Regions from separate parts of the Mus musculus genome. Here regions 2, 3, 4 and 5 are each linked to region 1. Evidence: chromatin loops called from intact Hi-C (ENCODE). Cell type or tissue: left cerebral cortex. All regions are shown on one strand.

Evidence for each region. Hi-C counts contacts between places; a loop is a spot of excess contacts. Peaks named below come from ENCODE experiments on the same cell type or tissue, not always from the same donor. Only the 100,000 strongest peaks of a DNase experiment are listed, where the experiment ranks them.
Region 2: a loop joins it to region 1, with 6 times the contacts of the local background. A loop is called at or near these places in 4 of 42 quality-filtered maps.
Region 3: a loop joins it to region 1, with 5 times the contacts of the local background. A loop is called at or near these places in 8 of 42 quality-filtered maps.
Region 4: it touches region 1 in a loop (7-fold over the local background); 8 of 42 quality-filtered maps call a loop at or near these places.
Region 5: it touches region 1 in a loop (5-fold over the local background); 2 of 42 quality-filtered maps call a loop at or near these places.

What each region holds. Positions count from the first base shown.
Region 1 is chr2:96,313,869-96,318,868 of GRCm38, reverse strand. Lrrc4c (leucine rich repeat containing 4C) reads right to left here and starts at 700. Exons shown (of 9, transcript NM_001363047.1): 1 at 286-700. In left cerebral cortex, CTCF peaks have their summits at 150, 1,345 and 2,131 (motif pointing right); DNase peaks (open chromatin) are centred at 790, 1,008, 1,234, 2,126 and 1 more place; H3K4me3 peaks cover 1,544 bases; H3K27ac peaks cover 1,458 bases.
Region 2 is chr2:96,232,394-96,237,393 of GRCm38, reverse strand. No RefSeq gene overlaps it. Among named protein-coding and RNA genes, the nearest start is that of Lrrc4c, 83 kb to the left of the region's middle. In left cerebral cortex, a CTCF peak has its summit at 2,588 (motif pointing left); a DNase peak (open chromatin) is centred at 2,582.
Region 3 is chr2:95,229,951-95,234,950 of GRCm38, reverse strand. No RefSeq gene overlaps it. Among named protein-coding and RNA genes, the nearest start is that of Gm13794, 160 kb to the left of the region's middle. In left cerebral cortex, a CTCF peak has its summit at 2,751 (motif pointing left); DNase peaks (open chromatin) are centred at 2,152 and 2,754; H3K4me3 peaks cover 240 bases.
Region 4 is chr2:94,468,703-94,473,702 of GRCm38, reverse strand. No RefSeq gene overlaps it. Among named protein-coding and RNA genes, the nearest start is that of Api5, 33 kb to the right of the region's middle. In left cerebral cortex, a CTCF peak has its summit at 2,798 (motif pointing left); a DNase peak (open chromatin) is centred at 2,782.
Region 5 is chr2:94,569,219-94,574,218 of GRCm38, reverse strand. No RefSeq gene overlaps it. Among named protein-coding and RNA genes, the nearest start is that of Gm24318, 50 kb to the left of the region's middle. In left cerebral cortex, a CTCF peak has its summit at 2,470; a DNase peak (open chromatin) is centred at 2,444.

The DNA.
Region 1 (5,000 bases):
GTTTTAATTTTTATCACGAATTTGCAGATTTCATGTTCTCCGAATTCACCAAGAAAACACCAAGAAGAGGGGTATAAAATAGTAAGAGGGGCCCATACAGATGGAAATACCCTCCTTGGCATGAGAATAACCCCGAATGCCACACACTGGTTCCTCTCTGCATTACAATCTGGAAGTGAGCGCTTATGAACCTCATATGGATTTCTGAAAACAGCCCAGAAAAAAAAAAACAAACAAACGTTGTAAGAAAAGAAGGTACCAGAGCTAAGTAACCTGGTGACTTACCTTCTCAGCGGATCCTCAAAGTTCACCAAGGAAAAATTTAAATCCTCTAGCTTGTCATACAGCACTCTAATTTCCTTCCTCTTCGCGCTCTCTCTGTGTGTGTTTGTCACATAAGAGAAAAATAATCAACTTTCAAAGGTTCCATTTATTTGATCCTTCAGCAACAGCAGAACATGTCCAAGAGACTCCGCCAAAAAGTGAGCCAAAAACTCATCAAAGACGAAAGGAGCCGGGGGAGTAGGGCAAAGAAGGGGCGGTGTGAGGAGGGGGGGCTAGAGATTGTGAGCCCCAGTGCCTGGAGATTTTTATCACGCTGTTGAGATCTCCTCTTGTATGGTATACCTCCTTTGCTTGTCTCACAAATCCCCACACACAGTACGGACACTCACACAATCTCTTTTACGAGGAAGCAGGCACCCACACGCAGGAACACATACAAACACATAAGCACTCACAGAAGCCTGTGTAATGAAAACTGTCAGTAGTAACCTCCAAGAGGTGCTGTGAGCTGCAGATGGTATGGCTTGCGGTTACCTTCCCAGGTCTGTGGAGAATCAAAAGAACATCCAAAATCAGGGGGCTGGGGGATGGAAACTAGATTCCGGATTCGTGTCCCCAAGGCAGATGTATCAAGCCAGGAGTGAGTCAATCAGCAGAGGTGTCTGCTTGCACGGTGCCCCGGATTATGGCAAGGTTATTAATCTTGATGCGCTGCATGCCCCCACCCCCAACACTCAGCAGCCTGCATTGAGATGATTGCCAGAGCCGTGTCTGTCCCTGCTCTACTGCATTTTGCTCAGCGCTCTGATGCTGCAAGTGAGACACAGTGGAGGCAAGAATACTAATAAGGTGGTTAGCTACAGTTTCCTCAAGGCAGTCAGCACGCAGTACAGTAAATGTGGACTTCCCAGCGCTCCGTGTTTGTGTGTGTGTGTGTGTGTGTGTGTGTGTGTGTGTGTGTGTGTGTGTGCCTGTGAGTCTGCAGGGAGGGCAGCGAATCCATCTCCCGCCAGCAGGAGAGATGGCTTGCATTCTGCTGGAGAGGACTATCTCACCAGAATCGTCACTGTCCTGCATCCATTGTCTCTGACAGTATTTTGCTTGGGATGAAGAAGGGGGGTTAATGGTTTAGAAGCCTAAAGCTGGTATTTGAAAAGGGTGGTGAAGAAAAAAAAAAAAAAAAAGCTCAGGGAGACAAATTAGCTTTATAAATAGGCTCCAAGGAGACCAAGGCAGGTTTTTAACATGCTGCTGTCCTAGCTGTTAAATGGAAATACAAAGCAATTTCAAAAACCAGCTTTAGCCTATAAATCTTAGAGCTGGCAACAAGTATCTGAATTTGACTGATGGGACAGTGGATAAATGGATTTGTGGGGATGTAAAAAGTTTGTTCATGTCATCTTCCTATACTGGATCCAATGAGTGCTGAAACCCAACATTCATTCACTTAAAATGTGAATATAAAATCTATCATTGCAGATTCATTTTAATTTATTATTATTGATATTTATTATTATCAAGTAGTAGAAAATACTTGAGTGGCACAGTGACATTTTAAAAAAATGGCTAGCAGTCATCACAATACATTGTATCACTTTTTGTACCAAACAGGGAAGTACATATATGTCCAATATTGCTAAATGAAGAATCCCTTAGCTGCTGGACTCTAATCTTTTTTTTCTTTCAAGGTTGAGGCTCACATTGCAGGTCCTCTTCTTTTAGTCAAGGATACTCACTTAATTCCTTCACTTCAACTAAACTGGTATTTCTGGAAAAGAATTGAACATCTGGAGAAGGTAGTAAGAGTGAAATGTGGAGCTTTGTAGTACTTGGTATGGCCAGCAGATGTCACAAAAAGAGGAGACAGGCGAAGAATGCCATCCAGAACTGCAAATAGTTAATGCAATAGATAGTAGATTTGCAATAATTAATGTTGATTAATTAAACACAGGTATTGATAAGATGGGTGGCACTAATCTTAAATATTGAAATTTTACAGACTGTAAAGGAAAGTACCCAAAGAGCAACCTGACATGTATAGTTTTCTAAGTATTTCCCTCAAGTCACCATTTTAAGTGGTTGATTATGACTAATATTACAGAAAATCCCACACACTAGTAAGACTGGATTCTTGTCTCTGATGACTTTTGTGCTCTATGAAATATAGAACTCAATATTACCTTGCAAATTCAGCCAATATGTGATGAAGACACAAAACAGATCATGGGATGAAAGAAATTAGGCAGTTTAAGATTAATAAGTAAAATGTGTGATATTTCAATTCACAGCAATGATACTGATTATAATCATGGTAAAAAAAAAAGCAGTTTGGAAGGATTATTACTGTCTACTATATTATTAATGTCTATTACCGAGCTATACATCATTAATAAATGCATGATCAAAATATACAAACTATACATTTTAATTACTTCTTTTCCATTTGGATTATTATTATTTTGTAAGGGTTATTCTGTGCTGAGTATTGAACCCAGTATCTTCTGTAAGCTTACAACCTGCCACAAAGCCACAACTTTACTTCCTCTACATACTTTGTGACAACTACTTATTTTTTATCCAAATATCACTTTAGCCTTTATTTAGCTAAATGTGACTAATCAAAATCTACCACCTCACAGCATAAATTGGTCCATATGTCAGCTGAACATGGTGTTGAAAGCTTTGGCTTTAGAATCGACACAAACTTAGATTCACATTCCAGTTGCCTTCCTTTAAGATAATCTCCACTAAGTTATTTGTCTCTGTATCATTTTACTTGGCAATGAGCAAGAAGGTACACTGACATTTTTTTCTTTCATTTGAATGGGGACACATATAACTAAATAAAGTTACATAAAGACAAGAATAAACCAATATTTGTTGTATGCTTGATATATTTACTGACACAGTCTGTGATACATAAGTGTCAAGTATAGTTAATGAAGAAACTAAATATTAATTCTTACTATATTAGTTCTGCCTATGTAGTTTATCAACTGACACCAATCAATCAGCTAATGCTTTTGGTGATGAAAGGTGTGTTTTTAAATTCATTTTTATAAACAGTTGTGGCCGTCTTATTTCTGTGGAGGCTTTGTTGTATGCCATTTGACAGTCCTTAAATGTGCGTTTCTATATTCATGCTTGCATTCATCTGTGTGTTTCTGGACCTGTGTGGTCCAGAAATTTTCACTGTCTTGATTGCCTGACATCTGGACTCAAACAGAGTATGTGTTTAGAAAGATAATTTGATGGCAATGCACTGCTTTCTACTCTGAGACTTGCCGTGACAACAATAGCATCACCAAGCCTCAGAAATACTGGTCCTTAACAAGACAATGAGCAGGAGATCTGTAGTCCACTAGAATGGAAAACCTAATCCCCAGTGAGATGCCAAGTGGAGTTGAAGTGAGGGCGATTAAGGAACAGCAACTTCCCTGCATGAGTCTTTGGTGTTTGCATAAACTGTAGAAAAAGAGAAGTCTCTTTCGTTTTCCTGGGGCTCCTTGCCCTCCCCCACCCCACCCCCACCCCCGCGACAGGGAAAACAACCTAGCTGAAGTTACAGGGAATGGTGTGCTGCCTGATATAGGCGCTAAGAATAGAATTCAGGGTCTATGCAAGAAAAATATGTGTTCTTACCCACTGAGCAATCTCTCCAGCTCCCAACAATGCAGTTTTATTCTTGGAGGCAAAGAGATCAGAAGAAGAAGAATCTGAACAAACAAGTCCTGGCCAGTTTTTCCCAGTTCATTATCATTAATTCAAGCCATCTCTGATTCTGGCTGTTATTTTACATACTTATTCACAGACACACACACACACACACACACACACACACACACACACACACACACACAATTGCAGGTGTTTAGTTTCGGATCTTTATTTCAGGAGGTATCTATTTTTCATGAAAGTTATTCTAATTAGCTTTACATGATTTTCTCTAGATAAATTTTCTTTTATTATAGAGTCCTCAAATGAGAATTTTATGATGGGTGAGAAAAGGTATTTTTTATTCTTCCTTCAGGAGTCTTGGCTTTACTCTCATGAGTGGGATTCAAGAAAGAAACACAATGGAGTTGATTTCTGTTTTCTATATGAGAAAGCAATAAGTAGGGATTCATCTACAAACTGAGATGTGGACCTTAGCCAGGGCCAAACTGTCCAGTGACACCTTGAGTGTGAACTTAGTTATCCTCCAAAACAGAAACAAATCTCTTTATGCTGTTTAAGCTTCCCATCCACTTCCCATTCACTTGGTGGGAAGCTTGAGCTATGACACATATGAAAAAAAAATGCCACAAAAAATAAACAAGTATAGTTCACAAATGACCAGAAGCAACCAGTTCTAAGACAGAACATGACAGATGATCAGTACAACTGATATATCAATGGAAAGGCCTAAATATTGAATTTCTTGGCTACGGATCACTGACAAATTATTATCTATCTTGTGTCTCAGCAAGCTGAAACAAAACAAAACAACAAAAAATCAAGATGGTGACCACAGAGTGTCAATTAAATCTGATAATTCTGTCTCATCAGGTCACTAGAATGCTTGCTGATAGATGTACTGTTCTTCATTAAGCATGCCACTATGGGTTAGACAACTTTTTATAGTATAGCTGAGCTAAAACTCTTTTGCCAACCAGGTCGGTTTATAAAGATTATCTTCTATGTCACTCTTAGTTTCATAATGGCTCCACAGCCGT
Region 2 (5,000 bases), 81 kb after region 1:
CAGTAGATGTTATAAAGTAAATTGGTTTAGCAGAATTCAAGAGCCAAGGGGTTAGTCATTATGTAGTCAAGTAGATGGCAGGTGGTAGTTAAATACATACACTTTCTCCATTTTTTTTTTCTCAAAACTTATAGAACCTATGGAGAGGAAATTTTCCTTGGGCACACATTAATCAGATCCTATAAGTCAGTAAGTCACTCAGTGTTCTAAAAGGTTGTAGAATCATCAATTAAATACCAAAAGTCATTAAAGGATGTGGGAAATGTACTTTAAATGTGTTAATCTATTTCCTCTTTTAGGAAATATTATTGATCCTCCCACCATGTAAAAGACATATTTTAGTAGAGAAATCACAAGTTTCTGCATTCATAAAACATTAGGCTTCCCTGTGTAGGGAAGATAACGTATGTGCAACTTCAGAATCACATCAGCTAATATAGCAGAAAGTAGTACAGAAAGTAACATTGGGTATGGATCAGTGGATGTTTGCTGTGGACAGAGGGGGCATGTGATGGTTGGAAAGACATTCAAGTTGAGACTTGAATAGTTGTAAAAATCAAACCACAATTTGAGAAGATGATAAAAATATCTAGGACAATAGGGGCACCAAAGGCATAATCTGAAAATGTACATCAAGAGAAGAATTGGTTAAATTTTAAAATTGAAGATGTCCCAACCACAGGGCACAGTAGCAGCATGGAAGCAGAGTGCCCAGATAGACAAGTGATTCCTGCAGTGGCTTGAGTGTAGGTGGAGGACAAAGTACAGTGGCGGATTTTACTGCTCCCAGCTCTGTTTCCACGATGGTCCCTAACTCATTCCATATGGGTATGCTCACTGTTTTCAATGGATGCGAAAGACTGTGAATACAAGCGACACTGGAAATTAAGTGCTGCCTTTAAGGGTCACTTTGCGTACTGACTTAAAACTTTATAAATTCCATGTTTTGTAAGCAGAACCCCTTATCTAAATAATGTAGATGTTCTCAAATATATTTAATTTCCCATTACAAATATTTTAATTTGTTGGAAGTGAGGAGGCATTTGTATTTTTGACACACTTGGTATCATTCATATCTTGGAACGGATTCAAGCACGAAACACTGTGGAAACTCCACAGAGATGCCATTCAACAGTTTCTAAGGGTTCAGTGCTGGCACTCAAAGTTAGTGTATGTGCTCTTGGAAAGAAGAATTAGCATTGCAATATAGAAAACAGTAATATAGGAACCAAAATGTCTAAACTTGGTTCTGTCCCTAATTGTAAGGCAAAAATTAAATCAATTTCCATTGATTTTATGTTTTTGCATCTCTAAAGGGAAAACGATGCACAAACACCATTAATGTTCTTCAGCAGCTAACATTTTACAAAAATATTATGCATTCTGCAAAATCTCCTTGAGCTGACTCTTTTCTGTTTTTACTATGCACGTTCTATACTTCACCTCTGCTGTTTGTTCCCCATTTTTATTACAGGGGACTATTACTTTTTGAATGGCTTCTTTGAAATGAATAAAGTCAATTCAAATCACAAGGTTAGCATCTTTAAAATTTTCTTCCCTAGAGTAAATTGAATGCGTGTTTTTTATGCACCAGACACATTTCCCTTCTCATATTTAGAGAGCCTTTTTCTGTTTTGTGGTTTCTTGAGCATTTTAAAAAACCATTCATTCAAAGTGGGGCTGTCTGGCTTGTCTCGTATTTCCAAGAATATACAGTTATTCTGGAAGGCTTTGATTTCATTTGCGGGGATTTCCAGATCTCCTCAGCAAAACTCAATAATGCATTTTCCTGGGACAATATTTAGAGTACAGATATAAAGACCGATGTCTCTCATAGAGATTCATTGCTTTCAAATTATTCTCCATTTGGGAACAATACCATAAATCTCATAGGTAAATATTCCATCTTGTAGTATAATTTTACTTCTCCTCTGCGTGCACTAAAGACAGCTAATTAATTGTCATGGATTTTATATTAAAGGATGATGATAGAATTCTGAACCTGGTCAGAGCATGTGATCTTATTTTATGATAGACTTCATTTGTTATTTTGAATAGACCATTCATATTTTAACACATTGGTTTAAATGTTCAATTATTTTTCAGTTGGGGAAAATAAAAACTAGTGAATTGGCCTTAAGTGGCTTTTGAGTTCTTACCCAATAAAGACATTATGGCGAAATCATTATATACCATTCTGTTGGATCTTCATAACACTACATAACTAATCAATTTCCAAATATTAAGAACCCAAAATTTACAAAAGAGATGTGTTTGTGGTCACAAAACTAGCGATGGGTAGAATGGGGTTTTGGACAGAAGAGTTCATATATTAATATTTCATTGTTATAAATAGACCTTGACTTCTATCCTCACAAAGAGGGGATAACATGTAAACAAGCAAGAAAGTCCTTTAGCAATAATTACATCTTATAGAGACAAAAAGCAATGGGAATGGCAAAGGTGGAAATAAAGATGCTGTAGAGGGTATCAACTTCAGAATAAATATTAAGGGGGGAAACTGATAAACTTACAGGGTTTGCCAGAATCTTCAATTTATAGCAATATCTGCTGCCCCCATGTGGTGCTCTGTGTGACAATCTTCTTAAAGCTAATTTCTTTCCTCAGTCAAAAATGCTTCAGTGTTGAGACCTGTCTCTGTAATTCTGGGTGCTTTTTCCAGAAGGAAAGTAGAGAATGAGAAGTGATTATGCTTGCTAAGAAGAGCTAGAAGCCTGTCTGTTAACATGCATATCTGGATAAGTTATTTGACTATTTAAGGAAAATGAAAGGATTAGAAAGAAATCCTGGAAGGAAAAAAAAAAACAACACAAAATTATAAAAAAGCCATTTTGCCAAACTTATGAAAGAAAAGCTTTTAGTTTGCATATAAAATTTAGTAATTGGTATCAGAGAAGTACCTCCACTCATGAGAAAAAGAAATAGGCAATAAAATGTAAAGATAATCTATCTGAGCAAAAGTAAACTGCAAGAATTTTAATAGTAAAACTAAGATTTAATAAAAATATTTCATACTGATGAATATATCCATGGAACTATCATTATTTGGGGGAAACATTTAGTGGTTCTAATTATGAGAAGAAAAGAATAAAATGTTAAGGAGCAAGAACCCAGAATGTCAACGCTGATAGATAGAGAAAGCTGGAGGTTTTTGAAGATATTATAATTGAAAGACATATCTAATATCCCTAGGAGGGCCCAACCTATGCAAAATAAATTAGAAAAAAATAATAGAGAAACATGAGTTTGTGATCTATGAAGATATTGAATGACAAAGAATACAAATGACTCTAGGTCACCAATCATAGAAAAGCAAGGCTTAAATGGAAGATTTTTCAGTCTTATCCTTGCTTAAATCTGGTTTTGATTCAACACCATACATGTGTTAATTAACATGAACAATCAATCACCCTGCCTAGCTGTAGAGATGAGTGGATGTATCCCAGATGATACTTTTATATGTGTCTTGTGATTATGATTATATAATTAATCATTATATAATGACATTAGATTGAATAACTTATCTTTGAAGAACAAACATAATAAGGTCATGCTTTGTAGCTCAAATACAAAATGAAATAAAAGAAACTTCAGAGCACCTCAGATCTCACAGACTCCATCTAAGCACATGCATATGTGTATGCACACACACACACACACACACACACACACACACACACACACACACACACACAGAGAGACTCAATTCAAGAAGGAATTATAGGAAAATGGTTCAGAAGTAGTGTAGGAAAAGGTAAATGACAAGAAACTTTCAAATTTAAATAAATTAATATACAAATTAGGAAGCTCCTAAACATCAAAGTGAATGAAAGTAAAAGCATCAAATAAAAACCAAACAAAACATAATTGTAAACACTATTTTTTTCACAGAAATTCAAGAAGTATATTCTGATGATAGTTTCTCTTCCTCTGTAATCTACCATATTCTCCCCACCTTCTCAAATTCCACCTCCATGTGTTCTTTCTCTCTTGCTTTAGAAAACAAACACAAAACCAGAAAATATCATACACAAGATGAAAATCAGTGAGGTTAAAGAATTTGAGATATAAGATACAATTTGCTAAACACATGAAACTCAAGAAGAACGAAGACAAAGTGTGGACACTTTGCCCCTTCTTAGAATTGGGAACAAAACACTCATGGAGGAGTTACAGAGACAAAGTTTGGAGCTGTGACGAAAGGATGGACAATCTAGAGACTGCCATATCTGGGGATCCATCCCATAATCAGCTTCCAAACGCTGACACCATTGCATACACTAGCAAGATTTTGCTGAAAGGATCCATATATAGCTGTCTTTTGTGAGACTAAGCCGGGGCCTAGCAAACACAGAAGTGGATGCTCACAGTCAGCTATTGGATGGATCACAGGGTCCCCAATGGAGGACCTAGAGAAAGTAATCAAGGAGCTAAAGAGATCTGCAACCCTATAGGTGGAACAACAATATGAACTACCCAGTACTCCCCAGAGCTCATGTTTCTAGCTGCATATGTATCAGAAGATGGCCTAGTCGGCCATCAGTGGAAAGAGAGGCCCATTGGTCGTGCAAACTTTATCTGCCTCAGTACAGGGGAACACCAGGGCCAAGAAGTAGGAGTGGGTGGGTGGGGAGTGGGTGGGGGAGCGTGTGGGGCACTTTTGGGATAGCATTGGAAGTGTAAATGAAATAAATACATAATTTAACAAGATTTGCTTACTTTCTATAATATTTACCTTTCTCTACTCTTTGCCATTCTAAGACCAAAAGCCTTTGGCTTCTGGTAATATACTCTTCCTGCTCAGCAGCAGGGTCATCATGAAAGACATTGATTACTCTGCCCCCTTTTCTTTTCTCACTGATGAGAGGTCACAACTCCTTGTGAGCCAGAGAAAAGGGGAAAGAACATCACATAGGCAGAAAGAAAATCTTTTCTGTAGGCAACCCTCAGGCACACCTACACTGATACACATGCACACT
Region 3 (5,000 bases), 1.1 Mb after region 1:
ATGGTTTTAGCTCCCTTGTCGAAGATCAAGTGACCATAGGTGTGTGGGTTCATTTCTGGGTCTTCAATTCTATTCCATTGGTCTACTTGTCTGTCTCTATACCAAATCTTGATTAGCTCCACCATTATTTAATCATTATAGAGGCATATTCCCAAAGACTGAGCAACTAAATCCCCCTTCTTAGTCTGAGAACTTTTGTGTGTGTGTATGTGTGTGTGTGTGTGTGTGTGCCCATACACATATTCAATACTCTGAATACTTACAAATATTGACTCTCAAAGTCACACAGTCCTTCCTGAGGTCTTTTGCAAATTCAGAAGCTTCACAGCTACTGGAAAGTGTGTGTGTAACCCTGCATATCCATAAATCATTGATAATTTTGTCTCAAAGAATCTGTCAGAGCTTTTCAGTGGTCCTCCAGGCATCTCACTTTCTAGATGTTGTTCTAGATCTTTCTCCAGCCTCTTGATTGCCTCAACCGGCCACCAGTTACAAACTTAAAAACCTAACAGGTCCTATAAAAGAGACTCACACAGGGAGTCATGTCAGATACAGGTGACTTCTTTTTTCTTGTTTTTCAAGCATCACCAAATCTTTCCCTTCATACTCCATGCCACCTAAATTTCTGCATTTACTACTTTGCTGATCACAAGCCTGCAGTTTCTGGGACTGGAGACCCAGTACAGGTCAAACCCAAAACACTGTAAACTATTATCCTAATTTTATTTTCTTCCATAAGGGCCTCACTGTGGTGTAACCCTGGCTGGCTTGGAACTTAGTTTTTAGACCTGACTGGCGTCAAACTCAGAGACCACCTGCCTCCCCTTTTGAAGGCTGGGATTAAAGCTCTGTATCACCACATTTGTCTCATGAGGTGTCTTTGAAAAACAGACCATCTTCTAACTTCACAAGCTTTTGATTAATTTTCAGAGTTCTGAAAGGTTGGTTCTAACAGTCCTTGCTGCTTCTGCGTTTTCGAAGAAATAGGCTTTTGGAGGCCTTTGTTTTATCGTTCTGAAATTTTTCTCTGCTAAATGATACCCTCTAAAGCACTGGTCACAGCACCTTTAAAATTGTGCAATATTATCTTGTCAATTTTCAGATAAAGTCTCCAAAGTGACCGACAAAGTTCTGTATCATCTGATCCTTTCTTACCTCTTAGCCTTGAGCATCATCAGAGTTCTCCCCCAAGTCTCCTACCAATGTCTACAATAAGCCACCATCCCAATAGCCCTTTGCAAAGACATTTTTCCTCTGCCTAACTGTCTTGCTCTCTGCATTCTGCTCCCACCAGGCTAATTCTTATCAACTCTCAGGACTCCCGGTAAATGTCACTCCTTGGCACAGCCTTTCTAACTCACAGGCAAGATCCAGTCTCTGCATCATGTTCTCCCAGTAAGCTGTGTTTTTCTGTCGTAGCACTTACCATGACTAACAAAATGTAATTTGTGCAAGCATTTTGTTAACTATTATGAGTTCTGATGGCTAAGATTTAATCTGGCTCAGGGTGGAATGTTCAATAAATGTTTGTTGGGGCGAATGAATGAAGAAGAGGGGAAAAAATGCATTGTGCAAATGGCTGAGTACCAGAGCTGTTGTGCCTAGAAAAGCAATGATAAAGAGGGAACCATAATCAGCATCCGGAAACCTCTACACAGACATTACCGCTTCGACCAGCATGGCGCCTCAGAACATTTAATTTTACAAATTACGAAATTGCTTTAAAAAACTTGCCTTAAAAACGTCCTTGATTTTATCCATAAATGCCCTCACTCCAGGGAGACAGGCATTTTTTTGGAAAAGCAGTGCCATTCAAATCTGAATTTGTGAGAAAAACAAAACAAAAAACCAAACACCTTGAAATATCCACGTCCAGGCAACAGATCCAAAACTGCTTTGATAAATGATCAGTCTGTTGAGCATTCAGCGTAGTTGAGGCGGTTATCTTGCCTCTCTGTTTTGTGCCTGTCAACCTTCTAATCAAAGGACTGGAGACCTGGGAGCAGATAAAGGCAATGAGATCCGAGAAAGGGCTGATGAAGGAGGGCCTCAGGAAGGCTGGAAGATGAACGGCTGGCTTGGGTGTGTCTCTCAACCAGAAAAACTCAAGGAAAGGGTACTCCTCACATCTGAAGTGGCAGAAAAAGCCTGTCTCTGGGGAAGAAACAACCTGTTTTCTGCTAATAAACTCCAGGGTCGCTTTGTGGCTGCCTTGATTAATTGGTGAGGATGAAATAACCAGAGCTCCGGGAGACATGAGACGGGGAAGGATTGTAAGTGACAGTTTGCTGTTAAAATTCATCAGCCCAGGCGAAGCGCCTTGATTAATGAAGTCACTGAGCCTGCCTCCACCCTGAGTAGGGGGCCCGCTGTGGGAGGGAAGGGAAAACAAATTTGCAAGGATGCTCTCACTAAAGAGGTTCAGCACCCGAGTTACATTTAATCTCTCCACTGTTGCATTGCAAGTACTTTCTCCCTCTCAATTGTTCCCCCGTGCTGCTATTAATCACAGACCCCTGTAAAGCAAAGGAAAGGAAGGAGGGGGGAAGCGCAACAGGGCTTGCATTCCCAGCTTGTAGTGGGCGAGAATGATGGGGAAGCAGGGGACCCAGAAGGAGAACTGCTGTGTTATGACCAACCAGAGGAACTTAAAGAAGGATTCTCAGAGTTCAGCCCCAGCAGGCCACAGCTGGACGCCCCAGCTCCCACCATTGCTTAGGGCAGGAAGTTCTTGATGCAACACCGCCATCTACAGCTCACGGTGAAAAACTGCTCTGAGGGCGCCTCAATTCGAGAACCTGTAGGGTCAGTTTTGAAGTTGGCTCCATATGGAGGAAGATGTGACATCCTTTCTCCACAACACGGGAAAATCTTCGCTGCTGTTTGGACCGATAGATATCTGGTCGTGTTGCCTAACAATCTCCATTCTTCATGAAGCATAGAATGAAGAGAATCCTGGTATCTGTAGTCAAACGTCTAGAATACCAGGGATTGGAATGGAGTCTCTATTCTGCACAACGTCTCTACAGTGCATCTCTGCTTTACAAATATGATAATGTCGAATGAACACGAAGCTTGTAGTGCATATTAACAACACCCTAGTGGTATAGATGAGAATAATAAAAAAAATCACTCAAGAAAATACACCTCTCCTAATTTCCCCAACTACAAACGAGCCTGACATATTTGTCTTATTGATGAAAATAATTATGCCTCCCAGCTTTTGTGAACCTGACTATTATTCTCTGAATATGACAGAGCCAGTTTATCAGCAGAGACGGCCCTTGGGTTTGCAAGAATTCTCTGTGTGACCTTGAACAGGTCAGTTGACCTTTTTGAGCTTCCTTTCTTTCTTACTGTACCAGTGCACTTATAAAGGTGGACATCAATATGTGTTTTTGTGTGTGAGAGAGATGCTTGAATGGAAGTTGAAAATAGGCAGCTTTAAGAGATTCAGGTCTGGACCACTCTACAAATTATATAATGTCAAATACTGGCAACATATGAACTCCTCACTCTTGTAATGCACTTCTCTCATTTGGGATAATAATAACAGGTTAAAGTGTTTTTATAGTCTTGCCTTTGACATGCAGTGGAGTAGGAAGCTTTGGCTTTGAGTTTGCCTAGTAAAAGCCTTCCTGTGCCACAGGAATTTACAGAATATTTCCCCTCTCAGGTGTGTGCTATCAGCACCAAGTCCACTTCTTCCTGTGGTCTGCATATCAAAAGGGCAACAACTTCCTGGAAGGATTTAATGCAGGTTCCAGGAATCATAAATGAGAGTTTTTTTTTTTAAATCTCTTTATTAAAGCCACCTTGCACCTTGGAATAGGATATGCTCGAGAGCATTTCCCCAGACAGAGTGTTAAATATAGCATTCAAACCAGAAAATTACTCATTGATTTGCCCTGTGAAAAGATAAATGTCTATTCAACTCTGTTCTATCCCAGTGCAGACCTTATTGTTTCCAGGAAGCAATCTGAGTGTATGTCCCTAATGAAGCAGTATAGCATGTAAATGTTTCAAACACGCGGCACAGGACAGGAACAGATCTTGCCAGCCAAATGAGATACCCCAGAAGGCCACCTATGGCTCCTGAAAGCAGAGTGTACAGGCCAGGAAGACAAGTACCAGCAAACAAGACAACAAGAGCATGGCAGCCAATGCTCCAGGAGAAAATACAGAAAACAAGATCCTGAGCCAAAGAGGGTTCAGAAGCAATAGCTGATAATTCACTGCCCCAGGAGCCTCTGGATCCATTATAGTTTCAGCCTTGGCTTAAAGACGGCTTTCATAACGGCAGGTGACTGCCATCTGTAAGACACTATCAGACCACATATGCCTAATAATGCTCTCTCATTTTGATCCAGTGTTTTACAGCTCACACAGGGGCACTGCATGTCCAGCCTCATTTGATTCTCTTAACAACCTATTAAGCAGGTGGTAGAGGTACCCACTGTAAGGGCTGCATTCTGTTCTTCAGAGAGACGTTGTCATAGACCACTGCATCTGTCTGCCTACTCTGCAAGTATGTGTGGATGGGTTACTCCCTCTCAAGCCCCAAAAGGAGGACAACAAAAGGGAGGGAGAAGAAAAACGAGGAGCAAGGGGAGAAAGCAGAGGTGACCCAAATAGGCTCCATGTACATACCCATGATGTAAGGGAATCCCTAAACTCTAAGAGGGTGATTGGCAGACCTCTGTGGATGAAAGCTAACAGAGATTAGAGGGATTCATAATCCTTAAGAGAAATGCACAGTGATGCTGATTCTGAAGAGTATTCTAAATTAAAAGAGAAATACCATGCTTTTCATTCTGACCCAAGGAAATGGTGGGTCTGTGGATGAGTGTCTAATGAGCATGCTGGAAGTCTGGGCTTCATCCCCAATGAGGTAAAACCAGGCATTGAGGGATGCCTTCTGTTCCCAGTGCTCAGGAGGGGAGAGAAACGAGAACAAATTAAAGTCATTCTCAGCTACACACCATTTGAAGCCAACCTGG
Region 4 (5,000 bases), 1.8 Mb after region 1:
ACCTTGTTTCCCTGCCTTATTGATCTTTATTAACAATGACCACAAAGAGTCCCTCTCTATGTCACAAGTTTTGAGGCTTGATCTAAGAACCATATACATATACACACACACACAAACACACACACACACACACACACACACACACACACACACACCTTGCTAAGTGGCCATTGATGGAGAAAGGAGAGAATATGAATGAGGCTAAGGTAGAGCCTGACAAACTGGGGTCAGACAGGGTGGAGATGTTTGACTGAGACAGCAGTAGTTTCTCAACCCAGATCTGCTATAAAACGTACATGGTTTCCCACACAAACAACTAAGAGTGCATCACTAAGAACCCGGATGTGTAAAAGAAGCAAAAGAAAGCAGGGTGATCACAGAAGGGAGAGGGACGTTCCTGCCCTATCAGAGGTAACCAGTGATGATGAAGGCTGGGTTCCTAAGGTCGATCCTAGATGACCCCCAGAGACCACTGATGTGTCTGGGAAAACCTTTGTCATTATTGACAGTAGAGGGCAGATGCTAGGAACACTGAAACAGATCGGCAGTACCAAACGATGGGGAGGCAAAGTCCTGGATGAGTGGACATGTCAACAACAGCACTGATCTGAACCTTCACCCTGGGCCTTCTCTATGGTCAGGTGCTGGAGATGCAGAATCAGAGGGCAGGAACTCAGATGTAAGCTGCTGATTGATGCTGGACTTCCAGGAAAGAACTCTGAGGACGGGAGGACGGGGGATAGTGCTTAGCAAGAACTCAGCCTCAGGTACAGGTGGGCATTCGCCTGCACACTGGGAAGGGGGAAGCAGCCTGTTGTTTTCTCTTACAAGGTGACGCCCAGTGGCCATGGTGACAGATATGAGCTCTAAACTATGAGTGAGCCAGAAGGTCAAGGGATCAGAGACCAAACAGCTTCTACTACAAAAACAAAAGAGCAAACAAACAAACACCTGTTTATAGACATCAGGACAATCCACCCAGGTGTAGCATGTGCCTGTAATCTCAGCACTTGAGAAGCAGAGGCAGGGGAGACACGAGTTCAAGGCCAGCCTGGTCTACAACAGCCTAGTAATGTGAGCTCCAGGGAGCAGCTAAAGAACATTACAAAGTCTCATGTCAAAATCTCAAGTCAAAATCTCATGTCAAAATATCATGTCTGATAATCCTATCCTATATCCAAAAGGCAGTATAGAGGTTAGATACATGGATGGAGAACCCGCGTGCCAGGGTTCAAACCCTGGCTCTGTCGTCTAGTAACTCAGGGCAGTGTTTTTCTGATTTTGACATGAGATTTTTGACATGAGAACAAGAGAGAGAGAGAGAGAGAGAGAGAGAGAGAGAGAGAGAGAGAGGCATAATCACACAGAGGCAGACATACACAAGAAAATATATGCTGAAATCCTAACCAGCCACTTCTAAGAATGTACTGACATGTGAAAATCAGTCATAATTAGCACATTTAGATGAGGTCATCGTGGAGTATGGCGATCCCTTAACCAATGTGACTAGTGACAGTATAATAAGACAGGACATGAGAGGACACCCAGTATGAAGACAGGGGCTGTGGCTGGGAACTGCTATTTAAGCTCTCAGGATGGGGGTCATAATTCGAGGACAATCATTCCTCAACTTCTCTGTGGCCCTAACCAGCTGGCTCGATGACTCTGCTCCTCAGCGTCTTCATGGTTTAGATTTACTTATTCTATGTTTGACTCGTGCATGTGCAGCATATGCACGCTTGATGTCCGAGGAAGTCAGAAGGGTTCGACAACCCCTGGAGATGGAGATGCAGATGGTCATGAGCCACCTTGTAGATGCTCAGGAACAAACCCAGGTCCTCCGGGGTTGGGGAGGGGCAAACCCTTCTAAACCAGTGGGTCATCTCTCCGGCTTCAGTTCCTCATTGGTGAAATGGGAGCAATGTCGTGTCGCCATCCACAGGGTTATAGAAACGAATACATTTCATAGCTACTAGAGGACCTGGTACACACTAAATAAGTGTTGGCTGGTGTTTCCGTTAATCTGATCGCTGTGGCCAGAGAAGACCTGAGCTCACTTCTCACCTCCTATCTCACATACTTGTATACCTCCAAGTCCCGATTCTTCAGCTTCAGCTACCCGCGGTGTGAGCTAAAGGATTGTAAGACAGGTAACCAACCGACAGAGTGACAATTCTGATGACACACACGACACCAGTGCTAATTTAACCTCCATTGACTTTGAGAGTTAAATACCAATTGGTGTGAAGCGCTTGCCTCCTTGAGGCCAAAGAACAGTTACCAAGCTTTAATGACAACGGCAGGCCCCTGTGGAGACAGTTGATGGTGCAGATTCTGACTCATCTGGTCCAGGTCTGGTTTTAAGAGGCTCACAATACTCACTCACGTTGTAGGTTCACTCTTTATAGAAGCATGCAGGTAACACCAGAGCTACCCCGCCATGATGTGCTTCACTTCTCAGCCATTAGAGCCGTGTCCCCTCTGAGGATTAGAAAGGATGTATCCTTCCTTGTTTGGGATTGGGGAGGAGGTTTTTATTATAAATATAAATTCTGTTTCTCAGTTTGTGCCCTGGGGACAAACATCAGCGGTGGGGATGGAGGAAGTCCCTCGAGGGATGGTAACGGATGCCTATTTGTGCCCTGGGGGTTCTTAGTGCTGTCTCAAAGAGTCCCCCCTCAGTCTGCATAGCTTAAATGGTTCCCAGTGGCCCAGTCCACAACACAGCCAGCTCCAGAAGAATAAGTGGCTGGTAGAGAGCAACGGTGGAGACTTGTCGCCACCTAGCGGCGTATGAGAGAAAAGCATAGGGATGGCCACAGTAAAACAGCCCATTGACTCCTGCTCTTAAATCTGAGAGGAAACAGCCACGGCGTGTGGAACTGCAAAGAACGAAAGACTGTTCACTCTATATTCTGGTCTCACAATTCACCTCTGGAGGATAAATCATCTAATTTGTCCCCTACTTCACTATCATCTTTGGCAGAAGCTATGGTGCTGGCTTAATGTACACAGTGATGTTTCTTTATCCGCACTTGATTCTTGTCACCATATCTTAGGTGTGGGAAACTGAAGCTTACAAAACTTAAAGAATTTAAGATCATCCAGGTAGTAGATTGAGGCCTGGATGGATCCCTGGATCTATTTGCTTCCAAGGTCTGGACTTGTTGTTGAGGGTCCTCCCCGTGTGTGCAGGTGGACGATGGTGCATCTGTGTGTACATCATGTAGAACCCAGACGTCAAAGGCAGGTAAATTCCTCAGTTTCTCTCTCCCTGCCGTGTTTCTGAGACAAGATCGCTCAGTGAACCCAGATCACACTGATTGCCTAGAGCGGCAAGCCTGTGAGCTCTGGAGAGCAGTCCTGGTCGGCTCTACCCCACTTCCGGTACTGGGGTTACACACACAATCCCAACTCAGAGCCTCGAGCTTGAACGGCAAGGACTTCCCAACCAAGCCATTTCAGCGCATCCCTTGACTTTTGTTTATTGTTTTTTGTTGTTTGGTTGGTTGGTTTTTTTTGAGACATCTCACTATATAGCCCAAGCTAACCTTGAATTCGAGTCGGTCCTCTTACCTAGGGATCCTGAGTGCTGGATCCTATATGCCATCACACCCAGCTGGAAAGCCTGGACTTCAGCAGTATTCTAAAAGCAAGTGTAGACCTGACCATTACCCCTGGTTTTTGGGAAACTACAGTCTCTAGAGTGGGGAGTCAGCCCTTCTATCCCCTTCTCTCCCATACCCCACCCCCCACCCCGGCCAATGCCGGTCATCTCTGAAGCAACATCAACCTTGATTTTGGGAGCCACCTCAGTGTTAACTCGATGTTAAACAGCAAGATGAAGAAGCGGTTCTTCCTCTTTATGGATTGCACTGCCTTCCGGTCAGGGCTGCCTTCCTGTCTCGCCTGTGGTAACAAAATGCCATGAACGAGGTATAAATGGAAAGTAGTCATCTCTCATTCTGGGGATAGTTAGTCCGAATCTGGGAGCCAGACTCTATGGGATTCTAACCCTGCCTTCCCTCATTGCCCGCTAGCCTGTGATTATGAGTGGGTTACCCGACCTCTCCAAGTCACATCTTTCATGAAAAGAAGAGCAGCGACCAACGCGTGGGAAGATTATGACGTCTTAGAGTTAGAGCAAAATTTGGTACATAGTTAATGCTTTTAAAATGTTACCAAAGATCATATGACTCCAAGCTCTTGGGAAGGATTAAATGATGTAATCCTTTTATTCCCCGTGTCTCACCATGGGCTCAGTAAATCAAATGTTTATTATCATTATTGACGTCACTATGCATCCATGCTAGGCTTGCGGCAGACGGGGTGGAAAGAGCCAGAATCCTTCAAAGTGGCATCTGAGTTCACACCTAGTGACCTAAGTGGAGGCTCCGAGCTCCCCAGGGCAACGTCTGTATCCTCCCTCCTCCCTCAGGAGCATCAGGACCCTCCATCTCCCAGTCCCAGAGGTCTCTCCTTCTCCCAGAATCTACTTTGAGGAAAATGACTCTGTCTTTACAGATTCCCCAACCTTTGGGCCCTTCCTCTTTAAAGACTTGATTCTAATCACTACAAGAAAAATAAAATATGGATTCTGCAGATAAAAGCACTTATCTTCACGCTAGATGATTTGAGTTCTATCCCTGAGTTCCATGTGGTAGCAACTCCAGAAAGTTGTACCTCTGACCTGCTCACATGTGACCTGGAAGGCACGTGTGTGCGTACACGAGCACACACACACTCAGAGAGAGAGAGAGAGAGAGAGAGAGAGGGAGAGAGAGAAAGAGAGAGAGAGAGAGAGAGAGAGAGAGAGAGAGAGAGAGAGAGAGAGAGAGAGAGAGGGAGAGGGAGAGGGAGAGGGAGAGGGAGAGGGAGAGGGAGAGGGAGAGAGAGAGAGAACTTGGGACGTGGCTGAAGTAGTAGTGCTGTATCCCAGAGTATTTTTAGCCCTGTTGTTCTGGCTTCACTGCTTCTGGAAATGATTCTCTGTTTGATGC
Region 5 (5,000 bases), 1.7 Mb after region 1:
TGTCTAAGAGGTGCTGGTGAGCAGGTAGCCTGCTCTGGAATGTCCTGAATTCTGTGCTATTGCCCAGAAGAAGAAGTAGCCTTTCTGAGGATTGAGTCTCCCTGTAGGCATCTGGCTCCAACCACATCTCCTTTGCAGACCTGCAAAAGCAACTTGAACCTTTTCTTCTCAGAGTCCTTCCTGGCCCACCATCAGCTTCGGGATTACCAGCTCCATTCATTCATGTAGGGCCTCCCTCCTTCAGCAATTACTGAATAAAGACAGCAACCCAAAGCCTCCTATGCATTCAGATCCTGCCACCCAGCAAGCCCTGCCTCAGTAGTCCAGCCTCATGAGATGAAGGAACATTCATCTAGAAGCAATCATACACAGGAAGAACTCAGCTGGAACACCACGCTGACCACATCACAAGACACAGACACAGCTCAAATATGGTTGCCCTTCCTGTGGCAATGAAACTGCTTCAATTAGAGAACCATACGGGAAAAACATTGGAAAAAAAAAAAGGTGTCCCTTCACCTTTGCTATTAATTTACAGTAAGCAAATGTGAACACACTAATAGTATTAAGGAAGAAGAAGGATAAATTCAGAGAAGGGGGGGGGGAACAATGAAGTCTTAGCTACACAGGACATTACAGTTCAGAGAGTCTGGGTGTAAGTACAGGGAACTGTGAACTTCCTTCGTGAACTTCTTGTAAACTGTAAACTGCTTTTAAAGCATCGTTAAAGAATTAACAACAATCTTGCATGCAGGAGCTAAGAACATGTGCCTTTAAAAATAAGGCCAGAGGTAAGGAGCTGGTGTGTAGTGACACACACAATGTATAAATGAAATGACACAGTTTGGGGAAGGGGTTGGACACTTGACTCCTCCTCCCCTTTCATCTCTGCCCATCATAAAGCTCTGGAAGAATTCCTTCCTAATACTCCCTACTTCCACAGTGGGTCGTCGTGGCTTTGATTTGTTTACCATGATAAAGTCTTGTACTTAGCAACCTTCCATTCATCAGATAGATAAACATCATCGTTTACCACTGAGAACCAGGCACTGTGTTGGTTGTTTGTACATATTAACCCTAATAATATTCATTTTCAAAGTGGATATCACTAACTTTGTTTTAAGATGAGACTGAGTGTGGAGCTGATGTGTCCAATATGTTGAATCTGGTGATGATTTGGGCAGGATTTAAACTTACAAAGCCCTTCGACTTCAAATCCTGGGCTTCTGGGTGTGATATCACTGACTTTTCTTCTTAGTGAGATTCTTTTCATGACAATTTCATGCACACATGAAAAGACGCATGCTGATTATTCTCACTCCCTATCCTCTCTTAGCTCCCCCTACCTTTGTCTACACCCCCCCATTTCCCTACAAATATCTGTCTCACATTCTTCTTTGCCTTATATTATAACTTACTGATGATAACCAAGGATGTGCTGTGTCCTGACCTCAGGATTAGCACCTGGTGGGCTCATCAATGGATGTACAACCAAAGATCTCCAGGGTCTGTCAGTAGCCAATAGTTCAGCAGTAAAGGGCAAGGCCTCGTGAGCCCTTCCCTATCCGTGACTAATTGTTGACAGGGCCAGTCTTGAGCACTCTGAATGTGTGTCCTGCTCCAACTCACGTTAGACACCTAATCCCCAGTGAAGCACTGCACAAAATGGGCCTTTTAGGTTGCGTTTAAGACTCTATCTCAGATATCTCAGATGTGGGTCAACGTTAGAAAAGGGGCTGTAGAATCAGGTTCATTCTCTTGTCCCTCTACCTTCAAAATGAGTAAGCAAACAAAACAAAAATGTGGTTTCTGGCCCAAAATGTGCTTGAAAAGTTGGAAATTTTCATCCAAATAATCCATCTGTACATTTTTCTTTGAAATCTTGAAGAATCTGGCAACTATCACCCTGCAGTCCCACCAAGCTGCTCCAGTCCCATAGTGAGAAAGCCCTATGGTCTCTGGTATGGAGAACCCACCAGTTCCTGTTGTCCTCAGCCCACTCATCTCTCCCAGTAAGCTTCCCACCCCATCCCAAGCCAGCCCAGCTCATGGACAAGGCTCCTCACTTGAGTTTTTAATCCTTGCTTTAAACAAACTGCTTGGCTTACAGAGTCAAAAGGCCTATATGTGCTCATTCTTTGGTGCAAAGAATGAAAGAAGTCTGCAGCCCTGTTATCTCCAGGCTAGGGAGTTTAATAAAACCCAGCTAACACTGCGTGGATTTAGCCCTAAGCATGCCAGGGGCCGTGATCGTGAAAGCAGAACAAGGTAGAGGAGAGGGGGGTGAGACATAGCACAAAGAGACTGTCTGGAAGTGTGACCCTCTGCTGCACCAGGCTGAGCTAAGCTCTTCAGTGAGCTGCTTCTGTGAGGTGAGAGAGAAGCTGGATTCTTACTGAAGGGAGATGCCAGGCAGGAATTCCTGAGCAGGTCTCCTGGATGATCCTCTGTCTCATGAAACTTTAGCTCCACTCACTGGCTGGATGTAAATTAAACTCTAAGGAAGCTTAGTGAAGTCTTTGGGCAGCTTATGGGGTTCAGAAAGAGGGTGACCAGAGAAGCCTCTTTCCCACATAAGTTGTCCATGGCTCCCTGTGTCCTCAGCTTTTTTTCCAGTCTACTCTTGAGACCTCACCTGTCTAGAAGAAAAGGCGACTCCTGCCTGAGCTACAATTATTGTCACATACAGGCTAGGCTCCAGATTCCAGATACCCTTTAAGAAATATGGCTACAGGACTGGAGTGGGGGCACAGTGGGTAAAGCGCTGGCCTTGCAAGCACATAGACCTGAGTTTGATCTCCCAGGGACCCACATAAAAAGGAAGAAAGGGAAGAAGAGAGGAAGGAAGGAAGGAAGGAAGGAAGGAAGGAAGGAAGGAAGGAAGGAAGGAAGGAAGGAAGGAAGGGAGAAAGGGAGGGAGGGAGGGAGGGAGGGAGGGAGGGAGGGAGGGAGGGAGGGAGGGAGGGAGGAAGGGTGGGTGAGATGACACCTGAGGAACAAGTCAAGAGTCTCCTGCAGATTGTGAGTGTGCACACACTACTCTAACTCATCCATCTGAACTTTCCTTCTCCGCAATCTCGTTGAACGTACCCACCTACCATTTACCAATTAGCTATACTACTTAAAGAAAAATAGATCCTTAATGAGAAAGACATGAAAGTAAATGCACATCTTTGAGCGATTTCTATGGGCTCTGTGCTTAAGATTTGCTATCTTCTATGGTGAACCTCATTACCCTCTCTTTGTAAATAAGCAAACTGAGGCTAAACGAGGCCAAGAAATCTGCTTTGAACCACAAGACACCAGCCAGGAGACATCTCTTTAAATTCAGGCCTCTGTTTCTGCAATCCACACTGTGGCAGACTTTCTGCAGCATAAGATCTGTGACTGAACATATTTATTAAGCAGTGGCTGTGATTTTTGAAGAGGGGGATATTTCAGAAACAGCCTAGCCCCTCCCTGCCCGTGTGTGTCTGTCTGTGTGTGTGTGTGTGTGTGTGTGTGTGTGTCTGTGTGTGTCTGTGTGTGTGTCTGTGTGTGTGAGAGAGAGAAAGAGAGAGAGAGAGAGAGAGAGAGGGAGAGGGAGAGGGAGAGGGAGAGGGAGAGAGAGAGAGAGAGAGAGAGAGAGAGAGAGAGAGAGAGAGAGAGAGAGAACTAGCACACTTTGATTTACATCATCTTGCTGGCGTTTGCCTTAGCTAAAGTTTCTATTGCTGTGAAGATAAATCATGACCACAGCAACTCTTATGAAGGAAAATATGTATAACATGTATTTCTCATGTATTTCAAATGAGAAAGCCTATCGGTAATAACATTATGGGTGTGTGTTAGTGCACACAGATTTTGTTGTTTGTGACCTGTAGTAATCAGGCAACATCTGAGGGTTATCCCCACACATCTTAGATCACAGTGGTGAGTCTATTACTTACTATCATTTCTGTAACCAGACACTTAGCAGAAGCAAATTTTAAAAGGGGAGATTTATTCAGGGTTACAGTTTAAGAGAGTGGTGTCTATCATGGTGCCTGGGGTACCTCTTTCTCAGCAGCAGGAATTTGTAGCACCATTTATTCTATGGTGATGGCCAAGAAGCTTGGTAGTAATCCAAGCCCCAAGCCCTACTCCCAGGTTAACTACCTTATCAACCCACTCTAAAGATGCTGCAACCCACTCCAAAGATGCTGCAACCCACTCCAAAGATGCTGCAACCTCCCAGAACAGTAGCACACATTGAAGATCAAATGTTCAAATGTATGGGCCTCTGAAGAATATTTTACATCAAAGACAACAGAGACGTCACTGACTGAGACAAGCTTTAAGTGTATGTGGAGTCCTGCACACAGTCACACAGCCAGAGCCCTACACACTTACCTGGAGAACCATTTACACAGGCTGTCACACAATTGTTCTTGTTGGGCTTAGGCCATGAACAACCTTCATGACCAATGACTGAAGTCCGGTCAAGCTTGTTAACACCAAATTAAAATGGATTTCCCTGTGACTGCTCATGATAAAGTTTCACTGGTGGAAGTGGGAAATAGATCATTTTCTAGCCTACTTGTGCAAACCCCTCTTCTGAACAGAATAGAAAGCTGTCTGCTTTTATGCAGAGTTAGGTAAGAATTGGTTTTGTGAAATAGAGTCAATAATCATTGACCTCACAGGGCTTTTGTTTAAAAAGAAAAATCAAACATCATCAAGACAGCATAAAATCTATCCACGAGTAAAGACTTGTCATTACTAAGGTGAAGAGACTTGCAGAGGTCCTATCTGAGGGTTAGATTTACGGACCCAGTCCTAATAAACAGGTAGCCCATCTGGAAAGACAACCTTCTTTCACCTCATGTCCTGGCAGAGCAAGATATGACAAAGCCAACAGGAGTAAGACATCATCAGGGCCATGACTCTCAGCCATCCTGTGCATGAGGATATCTGTGAAGCTTTAGAAAGAAGGCAGTGAACCAGCCACAGTGCATGCCTATACTTCCAGGAACATCAGA